Linked DNA regions of Homo sapiens: regions 1 and 2 are each linked to region 3. The links are chromatin loops, found by intact Hi-C in ENCODE. Cell type or tissue: endothelial cell of umbilical vein. All regions are shown on one strand.

What was found. Peaks named below come from ENCODE experiments on the same cell type or tissue, not always from the same donor. Only the 100,000 strongest peaks of a DNase experiment are listed, where the experiment ranks them.
Region 1: it touches region 3 in a loop (8-fold over the local background); 9 of 110 quality-filtered maps call a loop at or near these places.
Region 2: it touches region 3 in a loop (2.4-fold over the local background); 2 of 110 quality-filtered maps call a loop at or near these places.

The regions. Positions count from the first base shown.
Region 1 is chr1:119,323,821-119,331,820 of GRCh38, forward strand. LINC01780 (long intergenic non-protein coding RNA 1780) reads left to right here and starts at 4,432. Exons shown (of 4, transcript NR_146623.1): 1 at 4,432-4,467; 2 at 4,924-4,969. It also overlaps the pseudogene RNU1-75P. RefSeq lists enhancers at 2,153-3,015, 3,016-3,876, 3,877-4,738, 4,014-4,093. In endothelial cell of umbilical vein, a CTCF peak has its summit at 4,240; a DNase peak (open chromatin) is centred at 4,221; H3K4me3 peaks cover 741 bases; H3K27me3 peaks cover 171 bases.
Region 2 is chr1:119,184,145-119,192,144 of GRCh38, forward strand. All of the region lies in intron 4 of WARS2-AS1 (WARS2 antisense RNA 1), which reads left to right. Among named protein-coding and RNA genes, the nearest start is that of WARS2, 47 kb to the left of the region's middle. In endothelial cell of umbilical vein, no CTCF peak of the experiment used is centred here; a DNase peak (open chromatin) is centred at 3,447; H3K27ac peaks cover 414 bases.
Region 3 is chr1:119,271,149-119,279,148 of GRCh38, forward strand. WARS2-AS1 (WARS2 antisense RNA 1) reads left to right here. Exons shown (of 7, transcript NR_125975.1): 7 at 4,040-4,825. Among named protein-coding and RNA genes, the nearest start is that of LINC01780, 53 kb to the right of the region's middle. In endothelial cell of umbilical vein, a CTCF peak has its summit at 4,450 (motif pointing right); a DNase peak (open chromatin) is centred at 4,443; H3K27ac peaks cover 181 bases; H3K27me3 peaks cover 881 bases.

The DNA.
Region 1 (8,000 bases), 53 kb after region 3:
GAGGGTGCTGACATGAGATGCAAGTCAAATGTCAAGCAGCTGCCTCTTGTGACTTCTGTATTCTCAGCTAGACTGAAAATGCCCTTAGGACAGAGACTTCTGTGTTCTGGAGGTCTTTGATCATGTCTCATACAGAGCCCTGCTCCTCTCTTGCTCTCTGTCTGAGGGGCAGAGCGAGGCTGAGGAGCACTGGAATATGAGTTATGGTTAGAGTTGTCAGATAAAAGACAGGACACCCAATTAAATTTGAATTTCTGATAAAAATGAATAATTTTTAACGTAAGTATGTTCCATGCAATATTTGAGATATACTAAAAATTTTATTGTTTATATGAACTTCAATTTTAACTGGGAATCTTTTATTTTTATTTGGTAAATCTGGCAACCCTGGTTCTAGGTTGTGTGTGTGTGTGTGTGTGTGTGTGTGTGTTTAGAGTAGACAGCAGGAACAAAGAGTTGTGTGCAAGTAATGGGATATACAAAAGATTTAAGTGACCTTAAGAAGGCTTCATTTTCACAGAGGAAGTGGAGAAGGCACAAGAAACCAAAAAGTGAGAGTCACACTAAGGGAGGCAATTGAGCAGAGTGGCTTAGAGCCTTTCTCTGCTGGGTGTCTAGCTACGTGGGAGGCTGAGGTGTGAGGATCACTTAAGGCCAGGAGTTTAAGACCAGCCTAGACAACATAGTGACACTCCCTCTCTAAAAAAATAAAAAATAAATTAGCCAGGCATATGGTGGTGCATATCTGTAGTCCCAGCTACTTAGGAGGCTGAGGCAGGACAGTCACTTGAGGCCAGGAGTTGGAGGCTGCAGTAAACTGTGATCATACCACTGCACTCTAGCCTAGGCAACAGAGTGAGACTCACCTCCCTTCAAAAATGAGAGCCCTTCTTCCGATCACTAGCTCCCCTGGATGAAACGTCCCGATAAGCAACAATCTAATAGTTAGCTTCCTACATAACTCACTTACGGACAGAAAATGCGCTGATCTGGGGCCAAGCCCTTTCTGACCCACATGAACAAGAAATAGAGGACACTATTTAGCGCACAGGTTTTGTAGTCAGACAGTCTGAATTCAAATTCTAGCTTCATAGCCTTGGGTAAATCATTTACCCTTTTAATCTGTTTTCTTTTTTCTAAATAAAGAAAATCGATTTAAAGGGTATTGTAATTATTTGTTAAAATTTAAGGATAATTATTTATTTTCATACAATAAAAATTATTTTGCAAAAAAATTTTGCATAATAATGATGGTATCTTATCTTCAGAGACTACTTTAATGTTTTCACATCGACTTTTTTTTCTTGTCATCATATCTTCACAATAGCTCTGTAACATAGACAGTATGGGACAAGTTTGATTATTCCCATGATACAGATATTTAAAAGAAGGAGAAGGTTAAAGAGCTTAGCCAAAGTCACAGCAGGGGTAATTGGTTAGTACCTGAACCAGGACTCCTCAATTGATACAATATTAAAACTAGAAAGTAAACAGGATCATCCAGCGGTTCTCAACTCAAGGGTTTTGGAAACATGAGGACCATTTTGATTATCGCAATGCCTGGGGGATCTGCTGGCATTTAATGTCTGAAGCTCCAAATGCTAAAGATCCTCCAATGTGCATGACAGTCCTGACCCCAGATTCTAATAGCTCCCAGTTGAAAAACACAGGTATTCCTGCCCCCTCATTTTACAACTGAAGAAACTGAAGACAGAGAGGTGAGTGACAGGTGGCTTTCACACAGTAGATTATAAAAAAACTTTCTTGAGTGAGAGATATTAAAAAAGAGAAATGCAGTCCATTAAGGGAACTTTCTGCTTTTGCTCCTCTACATGGTGAATGTAGTACCTATGTCAGAGGCATTGGAACCAGACCTTGAATAGGAGCAGCATAAAATGAGGCTGAGACCTGCTGGGCTACATCCCCAGGTGGTTGGGCATTCTTAGTCACAGGGTAAGGTAGGAGGTTGGCACAAGATACAGGTCACAAAGACCCCAGTAATAAAACAGAATGCAGTAAAGAAGCCAGCCCAAACCCACCAAATCCAAGATGGCAAAAGTGACCTCTGATCCTTCTCACTGCACATTATATGCCAATAATAATGCATTAGCATGCAAAAAAGACATTCCTTAGAGTGCCAAGACAGTTTATAAAGGCCATGGCAATATCCAGAAGCTGCACTATATGGTCTAAAAGGAAGAGAAAACTTTAGTTCCAGGAATTCCCCACCCCTTTCCCGGAAAATTCATGAATAATCCATCCCTAATTTAGCATATAGCCGTTCTTGGGGCTGCTCTGCCTATGGAGTAGCCATTCTTTTGTTTCTTCTCTAATAAACTTGCTTTCACTTTACTCTGTAGACTCTCCCAGAATTCTTTCTTGTGTGAGATCCAAGAACCCTCTCTTGGGGTCTGGATGGGGACCCCTTTCCAGTAACACCTGTACATGTTGGTGTGGCTGCGGAATGGGAAAAGGCCACTGAGTTCCAGTCCCAGGTGCACGGCTGACCATGTGATCAAGAGCCCTTCCCTTGTTATCTTTGAAGACTCAGGTTCTCAGTGTGAGACATGGGGTCTCCTATTCAATGACCTGTAGTGTTTCTCATGCAGATGTGACCAGGACATAGAAAGAGGCCCCCTGAATGGCTCCAAAGAAAGGCACTCATCAAAAGCAGAGCCAGACCTCGCCGACCTATGATGCTCAGGAGCCTCATGGTAAATGGCAGCATGAGGTCAGGCCTTCCTGGCAGAGTGGGAGCCGTGCAGCCGTAGCGCCCAGTGCCCAAGCTGCACTATTGGCTCAGGGCAAGCAGCTGAAAGCTAGAATGGCCTTAGTCCCAAATCAACATTTCATAGATCAGGAAAATAATTAAAATGCAACTATCTCCTTTCCATGATTTTACTATATGAAATGCAGTGCTGAGCACTTGCTACATATGCCGCATTTAATTCCCACACCAATTCTGCGAACTAGAGACTTGTATTCCAATTTAGACATGGGGAAATTGAAAGTGAAGCTATAAGTAAATGTACTAAATCCAAAAGGTGAACGTGGCAGAGGTGGGATTTAAACCAAGGTCCATCGGATTCCACAGATACTATACTGCTATCTGGAAGACACTAAGGACTGAAAAGGGACTTACCCAAGAGGGCCCTTCTGCCTAGAAGGACTGGCACCTAAGTCCCCCGTCGTGTTTCAACTACTTGGTCATCCATGGCGATTCAAGATGGGGCAGTGTGGGTTGAAACCCCCCACCCCACCTTGTGTTGTGGGGAGGTCACCCAAACGTCCTTTGTAGCTTTCAATCCTCCCAAAGTAGCTGCAAAGAGGACGTGATGTGAATATTAAAAGCCCGAGGCTGGAGGACTTGCCTCCCCAACTCCAGTGCGGAGCCACAGAACTTCAAAGCGAAAGGAAGCACAAGCAGTAGGGGGAGGAGGTGTAAATTTCCCCCGCGGTCCCTTGGAACTGTGAACATTTGCAGATTCCCCAAGCCCTCCCGCTAGCTCCCTGCCAGGTGTCCGAGGCCCGACCGCGCCCCGCCCCCACCGCGCCCCCCTCCCCGCACCCCGCCCCTCCTGCTCCCGGCTTTCATGTGGATCAAGGCTGGAGGATGACAAGCTCCTGACTGATAGATACATGGAGACTTCGCTGGTGATTTATTGGCTTTCTGCACCTGACGAGAACCACTAGGCCTATCTGAGGAGGGAAATATATGGGCTTTCCTGACTCCAAGTGGCAGCCCCGGGGCGAGCATGTGATGTCAAGCTGGGCAGAGGAAAGCGGAGCTGTGCACCGGCCTGTGTACTGTAAGCCGGCCCGGGTCGTAAAAGTGTCAGCACGCGATATATTTCTTGCAGGGGATCCTCTCTGGCTCTTGCCAGCGCCTCTCCCCCGTGGCTGGCAGCCGCCCTAGCCGGGCCTGCAAACAGCGGATGCCCCAGGTCGCTATCCCTCCGCCCTGCCCCGGAGCGCCGGGCCCTCACGTTCTCGCTCCAGCCTGGGGTCTCTCACGTGGCATCTGGCCCTGGGGACGGTGCAGCGGAGGAGTTAATTGCTGTCACTCCTGACTTCAGCGAAAGAGGTCGATCGTGGGGTGAGATATTGAAGCTGGGGATTGACCTGTGGACCAAGAGTTTGATGGGGCAACTCAATAGCAAACTCAATGTTCCCAGAGATGAACCAAGTAATCAGTTATTTATTCAGAAAATTAAGTGCCATTCGTGTGCCAGGCACTGCGCCCCCTACCCGCAGGCCTCACCTTGGCCACCGGCCTGAGTTGTTCTCATTTCTCCTCCCTCTACCTCCAGGCTTCTTCCTCGGGGTTAGCAGGGGCCTGGAGTGGATGTTTAGTCTACCGGTCAGACTCCAGGTCTTATATCTTGAAACTGTAAGTCCCTGAATTCACAGACAATTCAGAGTAAGGATGGAGGCAAAGAAGAGGACCTTGGGTTTACTGTTCACGAGGTAGGTGGGGAAGGGCTTGAAAAACAGAGATATAAACTGCATTTGTACCCCATGTCAATGGGAGTTTTAAGATTTTGACCAATTTGATGAATTGGAGCTCATCTGTCACTAATTGTTCTGTCTTCAATTAAAGTGCAAGCTTATTCTTGGGCCCGCAATATTTGAAATATGTGCTTGTTACTCTGTCCTAAAACTCCATTCTGTCATCATCTTTGGAAATGGGCTAACTCTACATTTTGTATGCAAAAATTTTGTAAATATTCCAAATTGGGATATTGATAGGCTTTTTAAATTAGAAGATACATTTAATTAAATTAGGATTAATTAAATTATGAGCCAAATTAGGAGATAAATTTAATTTAAAGCATCGATATGCTCTTGTCTCTCATCTTCCCTCTTTTTTCATCTCCTGACCTGGTCTTGGAAAAAACATTTGCTGATTAAATGTCCTGCTAGATGACCTCATAAAGGTGTTCAGTGATGAAGAGGAGTGGCTGAAGAGGTAAGGAGAACACTCAAAGCAACAACAGCAAAACGTACAGTATGAAGGGGGTAGTCATAAGGTCAGTCCATAACCCTGCCAGCATCATCCAGATAGAAGTGGATCTGCTATCCCTCCCCACACCTGACTTCACTACCTGCACACCCACAAGCAGGGCAGCACTAGCCCCCAGTGCTCTTCTGTGCATATTAGAGTCTTCCCTGGAGGGCTCAGTACCTTGCTGGGACTCATGGCATGGGGAGCAGAACCCAGGCTGAATTTCAGTCCCTACAAGGTTTTAAGTACAGGGATCAGCCTGCACAACCGAATGGGAGGCCCGGCCCTCATCTGCCCTTCTGTAACTTGTCTTTCCCTGCCAGGCCTCCCTCGGAGCTCATTGTTGAAATCTGGCATCCAGAGCTATGGATTCCCCGCTCTGCCATTTACAAACTGTATGATTAGGGCTCATCAGTTCATCTCTCTGAGTTACTTTCTTTTCTGAAATGGAGGTAGGGCTACTTCTCTCACATGGCTTTATGAGGGTGAAGTGGTTTCCAATGAGCACTCATCTGGATATTCTAGGCCCATCCACTCACATAGCTAATGACACTCCTTCTTTACAAGATGAAGGATTAGGAGATGATTTTAAATCTTTTAGCTGGAAGGGCCTTTAAGAGATACCTGTGTCTGTCTTGGGCCTTAGAGTGAGTAAAGGGACAGCAGGTGGTCAGGCCCTGCCAACAGCAGGATATTTTCTGCAGGTGCCCAACAGCAGCCCTGGAGTTGCCTCAGATCCTCCCACTGGAGGCTTCATTGCTGTATCTGCCATTCCATCCCTGGCAGGGATAGGCCAAGGTCTTAGATACCCTGGCACCCAACACTCCATACAGGCTTGTCTCTGAGCAGACTCTCGGTGAAGGCTATTGTGCTAGTCTGAGCAGAACGGGAGGTGCAGGGATTGCAGCTGTTCCTTCACTGCAGTGTCAGTTTGGAAATTTTCCCAGAAGACTTAGCTGGTGCCTCTTCTTTGATATTCATGAGTGTGTGAACACAACGACCCTCCTCATCTTTGTCGAACCCATTCCTCTTGGACCACACCAAGTATAGTCCAAAAAGAAGGTGATTTAGGAGAAGTGTGAAGGCACCCTCAGTTCTGGCAAATTCTTGGGTATCCTGCAATTCTCACTCAGCAGCATCCCAACAAAACCAGAGAAAAGACCCGGGGCCGGGAGATGAGCCAGGAAAATAGCTTCATGTTTGACTTGAGGGTACAGGCATCTGCAGAAGCCAGCCTGGAAGACTCTTCATGAGCCCAGCTGCAAGGGGCATCCTAGAGCCAGTTCATGAGCCCAACTTTACAGAGGCATCAAGCTTCCCCTCCCCTAGAAAGGAAGGCTATAGAGCAAGCAGAATGTTTAAGACACAGGCTTTCAAGTGAGGCTGACTTGGATTAGCGGAACTAAGGATGACGTGGCCCTGTGCAAGGAACTTAATATCTCTGGGCTTCATTCTTTATCTGTTTACCTACCCCCAGGTCCTGAAAGTACCACAGAAATATCTGTTTTTATTCAGAGGATAATAAAACAGAATATTTACATATTGCTTCATATTCCCCCAGGATATTTTTAGATTACCACAATATCCTAAGAGTTTGTTTATGCATGCTTTATAGACCTGTATCTGTGGTTAAAAAAGATACATAAATACTTTAAAATTTTATAATACAAGAGTATAAGTTACCTGATTTTTTATGTGTTCCGCAGATGGCTGTCTAGAGTCAACACAAACCTACCCCAAAGTTTGACCTTTGCCTTAAGTCAGTAACTGAGGAGGGCCACGGTCCTGAGTTCAGTCCAGACCCCAGGAAGATTCAGAGCCTGCAGTTGTCCTCTGGTTTCTAAAGTATGTTATTGGGCTAAAGATTTCAAGACATTTATCCTTCTTTGCTTTCTATCGCAGCCATTAAATGTTTTAGATATTTTCTGCCAGAAGGCAGGAATCATGAAGATAACAAATATTAAAGACAAAACCAAATAACTTTTAATGAGAAGGTCAGTCCGTGGTTTGAGTCTTTGGAAAGAAATCAAGAACTCTGACTATACTTGCTATTTGACCATTGATTCTCTAGTGGAAATGGGCAAATCTTTTATACCAGGGCAAATTTTTCAGTAACGGGCCAGACAGCAAATATTTTAGGAATTGTGGGCCATACAGTCTCTCTCCCAACTACTTAACTCTTCAGCATAGCATAAAAGCAGCCATAAACAATACTACAACAAGTATGGCTGCATTCCAATAAAACTTTATTTACAAAAATAGGCAGCACGCCAGATTTGGCCCACAAGCTATAGCTTTCTGACCCCTGCTTTGCCAAACTCAATAACAAACAGAGAGGGAGACTCTTTTAAAAAAATTATATTCATTTGGGAGTAGCATTGCAATGGGAATACGTGTGCCATAGCAAATTATGAGCGTATTCAAAGAGATTGGGGCAAGGGGAAGTTTATAAAGGCAAAACGAAGAGGATTACAATTGTTCAAATCAATTATCCTTGGCTACAAGGGTGGCACAAGTCCAAGCTTGAACAGGCAGTTGCTAGACAGACATCCTTACAGAAGTATTTTCTGTGTAAGGTTGCAGTGGTCTTTTTGCAAAGCTATAGTAAATCACAGGGGTCAGTACAACCGTAGTGCAATGGATAAGCCTTGCCCTCGGAAAATCTTCGTGATCATGGTATCTCCCCTGCCAAATAAATATTGTGACAGTTCTTATCAGGCATTCATGTGTAAGAACTCTCCCTTGATGGCCTTCCCTGGCTCCATTTGCCAGGGTTTTAACATAAATTACTCCATTTTGATTCGGACAACTTTCATAACTGCTTACCATCTGTGCCTCTGTGTATAAAAGTGGACATACTAAAATTTTTCCTTAGGGCTACAACTAAACATCCAGCCTAGCCCTTAGCCAGCACCAAGGAAGAGGCCTGGGGGATAGAGGAACAAATAATGAGACCAAGTCAGGCCATCCCCCATGGGGTGAGGCCTGCAGGTAG
Region 2 (8,000 bases), 87 kb before region 3:
ATTGCACAGTACACTAGAATTAACTATATACGTCATGCTGATGTAATAGATTTCAAAAAACAAACACTTATTCCTCCTGTTCAACTGAGGCTTTGTACCTTTTGACAGTCATCTCCCATTCACCCAAACCCCTAGCCTCTGGTAGCCATCATTCTACTCTCTGCGTCTATAAATTTGATTGCTTTAGATTCCACATATAAGTGAGAACCTATGGTATTTGTCTTTGTGTGTCTGGCTTATTCCACTTAGCACAGTGTTCTCCAGTTCCATCCATGTTGTTGCAGATGACAAAATCTCTTTCTTTTTAGTTTCCATTATTTTATTTTATTTTATTTTATTTTATTTTATTTTATTTTATTTTATTTATATGTTTGTTATGTTATGTCATGTTATGTTATGTTATGTTTGTTATGTTATGTTATGTTATGTATGTTATGTTATTTTTTGAGACAGGGTCTTCTTGTTCCTTTGCCCTGGCTGGAGTGCAGTGACATGATCACAGCTCACTGCAGCCTTGACCTCCCAAGCTCAACTGTCCTTCTGCCTCAGCCTCCTGAGTAGCTGGGACTACAGATGGTTGCCACCACACCTGGCCAATTTTTTTATTTTTTGTAGAGCTGGGGGTCCCACTATGTTGCCATGCTGGTCTCAAACTCCTGGGCTCAAGTGATCCTCCCCCCTCAGCTTCTCAAAGTGCTGGGATTACAGATGTGAGCCCCTGCATCTGGCCAGCATTTCCTTTTAGTGTTCTATTGTGTACATATACTACATTTTCTCTGTCCATTAATCTATCAGTGGAAACTTAGGTTGGTTCCATAACTGCCAAGTGAATAATGCTGCAATGAACATGGGAGTGCAGACATCTCTTCAACATAAGATTTCAGATCTTTTGGGTTAATACCCAGAAGTGGGATTGCTGGATCATATGGTAATTCTATTTTTAGTTTTTTGAAGAATTTCCATACAGTTTTTCATAATGGCTGCAATAATTTATATCTCCACCGGGAACATACAAGGGTTATATTTTCTCCACATTCTCACCAACACTTATCTTTTGTCTTTTAATAATGGTCATCCTGACAAGTGTGACATGATAGCTCACTGTGGTTTTAATTTGCATTTTCCTAATGATTAGTGATGTTGAGCATTTTTCAATATACCTGTTTGCCTTCTTTTAAGAAATATCTATTTCTTTTAAGATATGTCTTCTTTGGAGAAATATCCATTCAGGTCCCTTGCCCATTTTTTTTTCTTTTTATTTACTTTCATTGTTTTCTTCAAAGGCATGATCATTAACTTTTGCCATTTTTCAACCCAATTATTTGTTTTCTTTTTAGAGTTATTTGAGTTCCTTATATATTTTAGATATTAACCATTTTTTCTAATGTATGAAGGTCTAATGTAATTATTCTGTCAGTAGATAGCCGGTTGTCCCAGCAGCATTTATTGAAGAGACTGTGCCTTCCCCATTGTTTGTTCTTAGCACCTTTGTCGAAAATTAAGTGACCGTAAATGTATGGATTTATTTCTGAGCTCTCTATTCTATTCCATTGGTGTGTCTGTTATTATGTCAGTACCATGCTGTTTTGATTACTAGAGATTTGTAGTAGATTTTGAAATCAGGTAATGTGATACCTGAAGCTTTGTTCTTTTTTATCAGGACTGCTTTGGCTATCAGGGTCTTTTGTGGTTCCAAGCAAATTTTAGGATTGTTTTTATATTTCTGTGAAAAATGTCATTGTAATTTGGCAAGGATTGCATTCAATCTGTAGATCACCTTGGGTAGTATGGACATTTTAACAATATTTTCCTAAACCATGAACACAAAATGTTTTTGCCTTCTTCAATCTTTGTCATCAATGTTATTCCTACACATTTTTTTTTTTTTTTTTTTTTGGTGACTATTGTAGTTGGGATTGTTTTCTTGATTTCTTTTTCAGATAGTTCATTGTTAGAACATGGAAATGCTACATTTTTTTATTGTTATTGATTTTGTATCCTGCAACTTTGCTGAAATTTTTTATTAGTGCCAACATTTTTGGTAGAGTCTTTAGAGTTTTCATGTCATCTGCAAACAGAGACAGTTTAACTTCTTCCTTTCCAATTTGAGGGCCTTTTTTTTTTTAAGGAAAATATTTGTGTCTTTTTATTTTCCTTTCCTTTTGTTTTTGGTTGACGTGTAATAATTGTAGATATTTATGGGATACAGAGTGATATTTTGATACATCTGTGTAATGATCAAATTAGAGTAATTAGCATATCCATCACCTCAAACACTTATTATTTCTTTGTTAGAAACCTTCAAAATCCTTTCTTCTAGCTTTTTGAAAATATACAATAAATTGTTAACTCTAATCACCCTACAGTACTATATAAAACTAGAATTTATCTAGTGTTACCCTATCTAGCTGTAATTTAGTATTCATTAACCTACCTCTCTATCCTCCCCTCCCCCATGCCCTACCCAGCCTCTAATAACTACAGTTTTACTCTCTACTTCTATGAGCTCAACCTTTTTTTTTAGCTCCCACATATGAGTAAGAACATGTGGTGTTTATCTTATTATGCCTGACTTATTTCACTTAACATGATATCATCCAGGCTTATTCATGTTCCCACAAATGACAAGATTTCATTCTTTTTTACAGCTGAATAGTATTCCACTGTACGTACGTATCACATTTTAAAAATCCATTCATTCATTTATGGACATTTGGTTTGACTCCATATCTTTGCTGTTGTAATAACAATAAACATGGGCATGCAGATTATCTCTTCAATATACTGATTTCCTTTCATTTGAATAAATATTCAGTGGCATTGCTGGATCATATGATAGCTGTAATTTTATTTTTTTGAAAAACCTCCATACTGTTTTTTCATAATGATTCTACAAATTTACATTTCCACCAAGAGTATATAAAAGTTCCATTTTCTCCACATCCTTTCCAATATTTGTTATTTTAAAATTTTTTTTATCATAGCCATTTTAACTGGAGTAGGATGATATCTCATTCCAGTTTTGATTTGCGTTTCTCTGATGATTACTGGTGTTGAGAATTTCTTTATATATGTGTTGGTAATTTGTATATCTTCTTTTGAGAAATGTCTATTCAGATCCTTTATCTACTTTTTAATGGGATTTTTGGGATTTTTTTTTGCTCTTGAGTTGTTTCAGTTTCTTATATGTTATGGATATTAGTCCCTTGTCACATAAATAGTTTGCAAATATTTTTTTTTCATTGTATACATTGTCTCTTCACTCTGCTATTTCCTTTCTTGTGCAGAAGCTTTTTAGTTTGATATAGTCCTATTTATCTGTTTTGTTTTAGTGGCCTATGCTTTTGAAGTGTTGCCCATAAAATCTTTGCCTACACCAATGTCCTAAAGCATTTCCTCTGTTTTCTCCTAGTATAATAGTTTTATAGTTTTGGGCCCTTTGTGTGCCTTTCATGTCTCTCTCTTGGCTAATTGTTTTGGCTAGGACTTCCAGTACTATGTTGAACAGGATCGGTGACAGTGAGCTTCCTTGTATTGTTCTTTTTTTTCTCTTTTCCTTTTTATTTATTTTTTATTATTTTTTTTTTCCAGTCAGGGTCTCACTTTGTCACTCAGGCTGGAATGCAGCATTGCGATCTTAGCTCATTGCAACCTCTGCCTCCTGGATTCAAGCAATCCTTCCACCTCAGCCTTTCGAGTAGCTGGGACTACAGGCATGTGCCACCATGCCCTGATAATTTTTGTACTTTTTGGTAGAGACAGGGTTTCACCATGTTGGCCAGGCTGGTCTCAAACTCCTGACCTCAAGTGATCCACCTGCCTCTGCCTCCCAAAGTGCTGAGATTACAGGTGTGAGCCATTGCGTCTGGCCCTTGTATTGTTCTTGATCTTAGAGGAAAAGCTTTCATCTTTTCACTGTTGATGAAAGCTATGGACTTTCATCAATATGATGTTAGCTATGGGCCTGTCATATGTGACCTTTATTATGTTAAGGTACATTCCTTTTATAAATAATTTGTGGAAAGTTTTTATTATGAAAGGATGTTGAATTTTGTTCAGTATCTTTTCTGCATCTATTGAGATTATCATATGGGTTTGTCTTTTATTCTGTTAAAGTTGTGTATTACATTTATTGATTTACATATGTTGAACCATCCTTGCATCCCAGTGATAAATCTCACTTGGTTATAGTGAATTATCCTTTTAATATGCTGTTGAATTTTGTTTGTTAGTATTTTGTTGAGGATTTTTGCATGTTTGTTCATCAGGGATATTGGCCTGTAATTTTCTTTTCTTACAGCAGTGCTCTTGTCTGGCTTTGGTATCAGGATAATGCTGGCCTTTCTTTCTTTTTTTTTTTTTTTAGATGGAGTTTTGCTCTTGTTGCCAGGCTGGCGTGCAATGGCGTGACCTCGGCTCACTGCAACCTCTGCCTCCTAGGTTCAAGTGATTTTCCTGCCTTAGCCTCCCAAGTAGCTGGGATTACAGGCATGCACCACCACACCTGGCTAATTTTTGTATTTTTAGTAGGACAGGGTTTCACCATGTTGGCCAGGCTGGTTTTGAACTCCTGACCTCAGATGATCCACCCACCTTGGGCTCCCAAAGTGCTGGGATTAAAGGATTGAGCCACTGCACCCAGCCAATGCTGGCCTTTCTTTGAGTGCTTTAAATATATTGCTACACTATCTTCTTGCTTGCATAGTATGTGACAGGAAATCTAAGTCATCTTTATTATTGTTTCTCTTTATGTGAAGTGTCATTTTTCTCAGGTTTCTTCTAAGATTTTCCTTTTATCACTAGTTTTAAGCAGTTTGATTATGGTGTATCCCCACGTTCTCATGTTTTCTTTCTTGTGCTTGGAGTCTATTGAATTTTTTGGATTTATGAGTTTATAGTTTTTTTTCAGATTCGGAAATATTTCAGCTATGATTTCTTCAAATATTTTGTAACTCCCTGCTTGCCTTCTTTCCTTTAGCAACTCCCATTACACATTACACACATATTTGGCTGCTTGAAGTTGTTCCATGGTTCAATGATGCTTTGTTTATTTTTTCTTGGTCTTTTTTTTTTTTAATCTTCTGTGCTTCGTTTTGGATAGTTTCTATTGCTATGTCTCCAAGTTCATTTATCTTTCCTTCTGTGATGTCTAATCAGATGTTTATCCCATCCAGTGTGTTTTTCATTTCATACATTTTAGTTTTCATCTGTTGAAGTTCATTTTTAAAAACATCTTATGTATCTTAATTTGTTAAATTTTTCTCTAAACTTTTGAACATATGGGATGTGTTCAAATATCATAACTGTGTTATCATAACTGTGTTACTCTTATTTATTAATGCTATAATCTATGTCATTTTAAAAGTATTTTTGATAAATTATTTTCTTCTCCTCAATGTCAGTTTGATTTTTCTGACTCTTTGTATGCCTGGTCATTTTTTTTTTTAGATGCACAACATTGTGATTTTTATCTTGAGAGATGCTGTATATTTTTGTTTTATTAAAAATATTCTTGCACTTTTTCTGGAGCGTGGTCAGGTTATTGAGAGATAATTGGATACTTTCGGGTCATGCTTTTACGCTTTGTTTGGCAGGACCAGAGCAACATTTACCCTAGGGTTAATTTTTTCTCACTACTGAGTCAAAATCCTTCATATTATTAACCTCAGCCCCATGAATTATGAGGTTTTACTCTCTGGATGATGAAAATAGCTACTATTCCTGGCCCTGTATGAGACGTGGGGTAGTTTGCTATTATCATTTGCCATGGTTTATTCCCTGGTCTCAGGTAGTTTCCTCTCACATGCTTCATCAGTTCTCAACGGAAACCTTGAAGGGGACCCTCTGCAAATCTCAGACACTCACTCTCCATGCACTTTCTTCTTTGGTTCTCTGCTCTGAGAACTCTAGCCATATTGGCTTACCTGGACTCCCAGCTCCATCTCCTCACCTCAGGGAGACCACTGGGCTCTACCTGTGTTGTCCTCTCTGTGTCATGACCGGAAACTCTTTTTAAAGAGTAAACTGGGAAATTCTGAAGTTTGCCTCATTTGTTTCCTTCACTCAGAGATCACTGTCCTTTATTGTTTATTTCCAATATCTTGAGAGCTCTAATTTTATATATTTGTCCAGGTTTTGTCCAGATATTTTGACGGGTTTTTTTTCAACTTTTATTTTAGATTCAGTGGGTACCTCTGCAGGTTTGTTATCTGGGTATATATTGTGTGATGCTAAGGTTTGGGGTACTAATGATCCTGACATCCAGCACTGAGCATAGTAAAAACTTGACAGTTTTTCAACCCTTCCCCTACTCCCTCCCTTCCCCCACTAGTAGTCCCCAGTGTCTATTGTTACCATCTCTATGTCCATGAGTACCCAATGTTTAGCTCCCTCTTATAAGTGAGAACATGTGGTATTTGGTTTTCAGTTCTCGTGTTAATTAGCTTAGGATGTCCAGGATTTTTTAGGTGTTTTATGCAAGAAGGTAAATCCAATTTCTATTACTCCATCTTGGCCGGAAGCATAAGTCCCACACTATTGCTTGTGGTTATTGTTGTTTTTACAGACAGGATCTCACTCTGCCACCCAGGCTCATGTGCAGTGGCACGATCATGGCTCACTGCAGCCTCAACCACCTGGGCTCAAGCAATTCTCTTGCTTCAGCCTCCTGAGGAGCTGGGACTGTGGGCATGCACCATTGTGCCTGGATAATTGTTTTAAATTTTTTTGTAGAGACAGAGTCTGGCTGTGTTGTCCAGGCTGATCTTGAACTCCTTGCCTCAAGTGATCTTCCTGCCTTGGCCTCTCAAATTGCTGGGAGTATAGGCATCAGCCACTGCATCCAGCAGACCACACTATTGTTTTTATGCATTTAAAAATATCCCCAGAGGCAAGTGCCAACTGTTCTGCTTTCCTGGACTTGAATAACTTTCAAGTTATCTCTCAGGTAATAATTACCATTTTTGTTAGTGCTGTGGTTACAAAGTTGAGTACGTTTATCCTCATTCTCTTTTAACATGAACTTTTATAGTAGGCAATGATTTTGAAGAATGCATATATTGTGGTATAGCAGCTATAGCCTGTACAATTAAAGAACCTGTGCAATTGAAATGTATGATTGGTATATACTTCAGGCAAAGTCAGAGAATACATAAAGACAGATCTTTAATAACATTTTAAAAAGTGAAACTAGATGGTTGTGTTACTGGAAAAGGATCCTGATCCAGACGCCAATAAAGGGTTCTTGAATCTCACACAGAAAGGATTCAAGGTGATTCCATGAATTGAAAACACCTTTATTAAGAAAGTGAAGGAATAAAGAATGGCTACTCCACAGGCAGAAGAGACCCGAGGGCTGCTGGCTGTCTACTTTTATGGTTATTTCCTGATTATATGCTAAATAAGGGTGGATTATTCGTGAGTTTTCCAGGAAAGGGGTGGGCAATTACCTGAACTGAAGGTTCCTCCCCTTTTTAGAACATATAGGGTAACTTCCTGATGTTGCCATGACATTTATAAACTGTCATGGCACTGGTGGGAGTGTCTTTTAGCATGCTAATACATTATAATTAACATATAATGAGCAGTGAGGACCACCAGAGGTCACTCTCATCGCCATCTTGGTTTTGGTGGGTTTTATCTGGCCTCTTTACCACAACCTGTTTTATCAGCAAGGTCTTTATGACCTGTATCTTGTGCTGACTTCCTGTTTCATCCTGTGACTTAGAATACCTAACCTCCTGGGAATGCAGCCCAGTAGATCTCAGCCTTAATTTACCCAGCCCCTATTCAAGATAGAGTTGCTCATGTTCAGATGCCTCTGACAGTCTGATCTTTGAAAGCAGGTTTCATTTTCTCTAAGTCATTGTACTTCCCTTTCCCATAGTGCCCAGCATATATATCCTCAAAAACTATTTTTTGTTTGGCTATAATAGACTTATTGGTAGACCAGGAATATATTTTTTTCATTATTATGATTAATATAACTATTATGGATTGAT
Region 3 (8,000 bases):
AGATTTCAGCTACTTCCTCTCATATGGGAGGGAGTTTGGGGTTTGAGTCCACCCAAGTTAATTGCCTGAGAGAAAAAATAATCAACATTTTTCAGAGGGTGATAACAGTATCCAATCACTACAATGTTCCCTCCAAAATGTCTGGCATACTATAAAAGAGTATTACACACACACACAGTGACAAGAAAATACAATCAAAAGAAATAGCAGTCAATAGAAACATACTCTGACATGACCCAGATTCTGGGGTTAACAAAGACTTTAAAGCAGCTATATAAATGTTTTCAAAGATTTTTTTAAAAACATGATTATAATTAATGAAGAGATGTGGAATTTCAGCAAAGAAATAGAAGTTATTAAAAAGTGCCAAATAGAAATTCTGGAGCTGAAAAGATAAAAGGCATCTACCAAAAATCTACTATAAATATTATACTAAATGGTGAAATATAATTTTCCTCCCAAAATTAAAAATAAGACAAGAATCTCTGGTTTCATTACTTCTAATTAACATGATACTAGAGGTTAAAATTGTAATGGTACAATAAGGAAAAGAAAAGAAATAAAGCATATAAGGATTGGGAAGAAAGAAGTAAAATGTATTATTTACACAGAACACAATTTTGTACCTAGAAAATCCAAAGGAATTTATAGATAAACTTCCAAAGTTAATAAGTCAATTTAGTAAACTCACTGGATTCAAGGACAATTAATAAAAATCAAGTAAGGGTATAGTAGCAACGAACAAGTAGAAAATGAAATTTAAAGAAAATACAGTGGAATAAAAGAACATCAAATATCTAGGCATAAATATAATGAAAAATATGTATTACCTTACACAGAAAACTATAAAACAATATTAGAGAAATTAAAGAAGAGCTAAAATGGAGATCCATAGATTGGAAGACTCAATAGTGCAAAAATATTAAGTCTCCTCAAATTGATCTATACATTCAATGCAATCTCAATTAAAATTCCAACAGATGTTCTTTTTAAAAGTAGATAAATTTGTGTGGAATTACATATAGAAATGTACAATGATAGCAATAGGTAAGAGAATCTTTAAGAAGATTAGAGTTTGAACACTTATCCTATTATATACAATAATTATTATCAAATAATTAATACAATGCAAATAGAGGCACAAAAATAGACAAATAGACCAATGGAACACAATAGAAAGTCTAGAATCAGACCCACACGTATATGGACACCATTGGTCCATGCAGAGCAGTGGGAAAAAGACACTATTTTAATTAATGGTCAATTGGATATCCATATGAGAAAAAACAATCTTGACTCCTGTCCATACGTTATGTAAAGAACCAATTCCAGGGCCAGGCGCAGTGGCTCGCCCCTGTAATCCTAGCACTTTGGGAGGCCAAGGTGGGCAGATCACCTGAGCTCAGGAGTTCAAGACCAGCCTGGGCAAGATGGTGAAACCCCGTCTCTACTAAAAAATACAAAAAAAAACTAGCCAGGCATGGCAGTGTGCACCTGTATTCCCAGCTACTTGGGAGACTGAGGCAGGAGAACTGCTTGAACCCAGGAGGCAGAGGTTGCAGTGAGTCAAAATTGTGTCACTGCACTCCATGCACTCCAGCCTGGGCGACAGGGTGAGATTCCGTCTCTTAAAAAAAATAAAAGAAAAAGAAAAAAAATCATTTCCAGGTGATTTTAGATCAAAAAATGATATGTAAAATAGTAAAGTTTCTAAAAAATAACATAGAATGATATTTTGTATGCCTGGAGCAGGCAAGGATTTCTTAAATAAGAAATAACATTCCTAAAAAAAATTAAAATATTGGCATTTTCTGTTTATAAAAGACACCATTATGAGAAGGAAAAGAAAGTTATAGAATGGAAGAAAATGTATGTATAAAAATATTATATATAAAATGACATTTCATATAAATTTTTCACAATTTAAAAAGTCAGAAAACCTAGTAAAAATTGGATGCTATTTTCTTCACAAAACAGAATATCCACATTGCCAATAAGCATTTTTTTAAAGTGCTCAACCTCATTAGCTATCAGGAAAAAGCAAATTAAAATTACAGTGAAATATATGGTATATCAACAACGTGGCTAACATTTAAAAGACTGAAAATACCAGGTATTTGTGAAGCTATAGAGTAATGGAACACACATACGTTACTATTGGGAGTGTAAATTGGTGCAATCACCACGTTGAGAAACTGTTAGTATATACTGAAGTTGAACATATGCCCACCCTATGACCCACTAGTTCTATTCCTAGATATATGCCCAGAAGAAATGCATACAAGTGTTTACTAAAAGCCAAACATAAGAATGTCCATAACAGCATTATTTAAAATAGCCAAATTAAAAACAATTCAAATGTCCTCAGACAATAGAATGGAGAGATAAACTGTGATATATCCATGAAATGGCAAATTAATTAAAATGAAGACACTGCTGCCACGTACAACAACATGGATGATTATCACAAGTGTAAAGTTGAGCAAAAGAAGCTAGACATCAAATAATACACACTTTATAGAAAACTCAAAAGCAGGTGAAACTAATGTATGGTATTAGCAGTCAGCAGAGTGGGCATCTTTTGGAAGGAGAGTGGAGACAGTGGTTGGAAAGGTGCCCAAGAAGGGCTTCTCAGATGCTGACAGGGTTCTGTAGGTGAGTGATCTGGGTGGTGCTTGCATGGGTTATTTTGTGCTACATGCATATTTTCTGTATGTGTGTTTTGATTCTATAAAAGGTGTATTAAAAAAGGTTATGGAGACAGAAAGGACATAGATGAAAGAACAGGAGGCAAGGCAAATCATCTGAATTTATACATTCTTTGGCATCAATTGTAAAATGCTACAGAAATTTAGAGAAGGGAGAAATCACTGAACTATATTGGTCAGAAAGTGTTTTCTTGAACTTGGTAAAATTGATTTGGGTGTGGAATAATGGCAGGATTTGGACAGGATGAGAGGGTAAGATGGGGACACAGGGACAGTCTTGGAGAGGGTGGGGCCAAGCATATTCCACTCACTGTGATTGACAAAGAGGGGACTTGGTTGGAGGAAAGATTCCCTTTGGAGAGTGAAAAACAGTCCTCATCATATTGCTTGAGCTTTATATGGCACATTATAGTTTACAAACCTTTCTTGTGCTCTCTGTTATTTGATTATAACAATAACTCCATTTATTGCTGATACAGACTCAAGTTTAGGAAGATTAAAGTCATTTGCTTAGAGCTACTTGACAGCTGGGGCTATTTTCCTGGTCTAAGGAACTGCTGAACTGGATCCAATCCTAGTTCCATCCAATCTTAGATCCTAATAGTCATAAAATTCTGAAAGAATGTGTCAGGAGATGATATATCAGGAAATGTAGAGAGTGACCTGTTGGCACAGAAATGTCTTGTAAATACATTTGTCAATTCAATATTTTCTTCCACTGAGTAAAGAAAGGTCTGTTTTCCACGTTAGAACACATATTGAGGTATCCCTAAATCTTAAACAACTTTTCATGATAAACAGCCCTAATGAAATTCCTGGGAAGCTTCTAAGATAGGAGGATTTTTCATTCAGCTTCCTGTGTCCCATTCTTGGGCTTGCAGGCAACCGTAGCCAAGAGCTATGGTCTCTCTTGAGATGGTAGAAAGCTGCCTTGTCACATTAGGCTGCAAAAGTCGTCCTGTTTCCTCCTTTCTCTAAAAGAAGAATGAAGTTCACCTCTGGTGGCTTTATCTTTCCAGGAAAAGGAAACTCAGGTCTAAAGCCATCCATTTACAGATGAGGACACAATTATAAACTGGGACACTTGATGGCTTTCAGCTCACAGCTCTTGTGGCTTAGGTCTCTGGGTGCCAGGTTCCAGACCTGGACCTGCCACAGAAGTATCGGCTGATCTTGGAAAAATCATGAAACCTGTTTGTTTCTAATATCTCCTTGGGATACATTTGGTAAACAGTGCTTTGGCTGAAAAGAGTGGATGCTGGCATGAGGAAAATGGAGATCTTAACAAATGTGTAGAATGTTAATTCTTCCATGTCTTTCTCTTCCTTTAGGTGTTTTTCAGCCCTAGCTATACATTGGAATCAACTGGCAAACTTTGAAAAAATCACAAAGCCTATGCCACAACCCAGAGGTTCTGAGGTGCAGCCAGAGTATAGAACCTGTAATCTAGGTAATGGCTCTCACTGGAAAACAGCTGTGGCACTGGTATAGGAGCAATGAGGGGCTCACGCAGAACTCCCTGTGTGGGCTCACCTGGCCTTCCAAAGGCCCAGCCTGACCACTTGGGACCAAAGTGACCCTTACTATTAAAGGCTTCTAACATTCACAGAAAGAAAGTACGTCAAGGGTGTGTGAAATCATGACAGAAGCTCCTCCTCCTAGGAACTATCACAGGAAATTACCCTTTATACCTAAGAATAAAGACCGAATAGAGAGAAGCCAGCTCTATCCACAACCAACAGATGGCGCTATTGTCCAATGCCCTGCCATTTAGGTCTCTGCCAACCACTTACTCCTTAATACTTGGTAATTTGCTGCATTTGTGCATGATTTTGAAATGTTCTAGAAACATTTTTGACTCCACATATCTGAGAAGTGCAAAAGTAGCAATAATATTAAAAGTGTTACTTAAAAAAGGAGCATAATTATGACAAAATGAAAGTAGAACCATTTTTAAAATCAGAAGGCAGTGAGAAAATAAAATGTAAGTTTGTACATGCATGTGGAATTAATTTTTAGACAGTAGGAACAATTCCAAAGGGCAGAGTTGATCATGAATCCTGAGAAAAGTGTTGTGCCTCTGCAACTGACAATAAAGAGCAAGAGATACGGAAATGAATGAAATGGAAAAGTTTATAGTGTGCGGCTAGATAATTACAATGCCTGATATGTGCTTTATCTTCACCATAAACTATGCAAGTGCTCTCCTTTCTTTCATCATCACCCAGCCAGCCAAAATCAACCACTGTCAATTAGACTGTTTTTAACTTTGGAGAAGGCTGGGGGTTGTTCTAGAATTTGGAACTAAGCATGGTAAAAGCTCTGCTACTTAACTTCTGGAGTAAGTCAGGGACTAGTTCTGTAATCTGAAAGACAATCTATACTCTCAAATCTACGCTACTTCAAGGTGGCAAGGCAGCCCAGTCTGACACTAACCATAACTTCTAAGGAGGTCTATTCTCTACCACACCTGCAGAAATGGCTGGGGAGAAGGGTTAAATTAATGAACTTAAAACATCTTTGGCAAGTGACGCTATTTCTTGGAGAAAAAAAAAGAAAAATAAGACATTTAACTGGTCCATGTTAGGAAAAGATGCTTGGTAGAATGTATCAGCAGGAATAAGAGTATGTCTGATTTAAAGCTCTGAAAGTTTGACATTCTGTTATTTACTGAAAGTACACTGGGAAACTGCAAGCTCAGCCTCTCTAAGACACTTTGAATTTATAGTGTATCAGTCAGGATCCAATTAGAGAAGTAGAATGAATAGGACATAAATATTAAGAGATTTATTACAAAGAATTGGCTTATGTGATTGTGGGGGATGGCTAGGCAAGTCTGAAGTCTGTAGGGCAGGCACTCAGGAGGGCAGACTGGAACTGTCAGGCACAGGTGGAAGCTGCCATCTGCAGGTGGAATTTCTTCCTCTTCAGGGAAGCCTCAGCTCTGCTATTAAGGCCTTTCAGCTGATTAAATTGGGCTCACCTGGATTATCTAGGATACGCTCCCTTTGTTAAAGTCTACTAATTATAGTCTTAAATTACATTTAAAAATTCCATTCACAATAACACCTAGATTTGTATTTGATTCTGTAACCAGAGACTGTAGTCTATCCAAGTTGACACAACAAAAAGACAATCACAGGCTAGATGCGGTGGCTCATACCTGTAATCCTACAGTTTGGGAAGCAGAGGCAGGAGGATGGCTTGAGGCCAGGCATTCAAGACCAGCCTGGGCAACAAAATGAGACCCCATTTCTACAAAAAATTAAAAAAAAAAAAACTTAGCTGAGTATGGTGGCATGTGCCTGTAGTTGCAGCTACTTGGGAAGCTGAGGCAGTAGGATTGCTTGAGCCCTGGAGTTCAAGGCTGCCGTGAGCTGTGATCACTGCACTCCAGCTGCCTAGGTAACAGAGTAAGACACTCTTTCTAAAAAAAAAAAAAAAAGAAGAAAATTAAGACCATCATAAATAGTGTTTGGAAATAAGACTGTTTCTGAGTAGAAGCGCTTCTAGATTAAAAAAAAAAAAAAAATCCCGTATGCCCTAGGAACTGGATTCTTTATATAGAAACCACAGATGTCATGGTCTGGGGGATCTGGTGATATTCTTATGTACATAAACCCATTCATTTATTTAGTTATTCAACAAATTTCATTGCATACTTACTATTTGCTAGTCTCTGTAGTAAGTGCTGACACTATAGGAACATGATCCTTACCCTCGAAGGCCCACAGACTAGTAGGAGAGACAGAGACACTCTGAGTTCCAATACCTTGTGACAAATGGTAGTTCAGTTGAGCCTCTAAACCTAGTTGTGAAATTAAGGAAGAGGCACTTAAACAGAATCTAGACTTAAGCCCAGGGGGATGCAGCATTTAGAGATGGAGAGAAGGGGTGGAAGAAGAGTCATCATAGTGATAATCCCAGCCCCAGACCATGCTGACCCCCACAGAGCTGGTGCTCAAGTGGTCAAACATATTGTAAAGGGCCAACTCAGGGAAGACTCTCCTAGGTCACTCCTACTTTATGTGTTTTTCAGCCTTCCTGTTAATGGTATGTCCACAGCACCTTCAGCCTAGCCTCTAGGTCTTCATGGAGGTGCTGCTTCAGCCAGAGGTGAGTTTGCTGCCAAAACTGAGAACCTGCACCTGCTCCAGGTGCTCAGAGCAATGGCTTTCTCTTCCCATCTCAGCTTGGCCAGTTCATCTGCTTCCCTTCAGAACATCTACCCCCTTTACCCATGTTTTTCCTCCCTTGATGTTTTTCCTCCCTTGACTTCCTTTCAAGTAATCAGGCATGTGCACTGGTCATCTGCACTATTCGTTAGCCTAGGAATCTATTCTTTTTCAAAATGGATTAAGCAATGTCTTCCCTACCTCCATCTCAGGACAGTGAGGGTAAATGAAGCCCACTGTGAAGCTCCTTAGAACTGGTACTGCCACACAAAAGTAAAGTACAGGTTGGGTATTGCCATCATCTGTCTGTCTCTATATCTATCCATCCATCCATGCTGTCTAATCACTCCTAAGCTGTGTGTCACAGAAGGATAGAAAACATTGTTGAATCTATAATACCTAGTACAGTTTCTACAGCTTCTGCACAAAGCAATTGTTCATTAATTTTCTAGTGAAGACAATGATAATGAGACCATCTGAGGGTTTGGGAGACAGATCATTGCAAACAGCTACACCACTGATACTAGAATTCCTAGAATGTCCCATCTCCTACCTCTGGCTAATTGCTTCTTTGAGACTCAGTTTAACACACCATCTTTGCTAAGAAAGCCTTCTGTCCTCAGTACCTTAGTACCAGTACTCATGTCTGAGTTGAGTACCTTCTCCTGCTACCATAGAATCCTCTGCACACTTTGGTCATTTCTCTTACTGTGGTGGACTTTGTCTCTTGACATGAAGGGAAGGTCTATGAAATGAGGGATTATGTTCTAATAATATTTATCAGCATGGCTCAATTCCTGGCACAATGCAAGAATGCCATAAATAATAAATTAGTAGTATGATGTGTATTCCCTTGATTTTTGTCTGAATATTAGCCTCATGCCATATAGACTGTTGTGTAGAGGAAATATTACTTAGATAGGTGCTTAAAGATTTCTTTTGTGGCCTTGTCAAATGGGTAGAAAAAATGAAGTCAGGAGGTCTGGGTTGAGTTTTTGACCCTACATTTTCTTAGAGAAGATATGATTCCAAGCATTGTGCTTCTTTGAAGCTTCTCTTGAGCAGATGTTGTGGGTTTTACTCAGACTGTGTCCCTCACAGGGGCTGGAGACCTAGG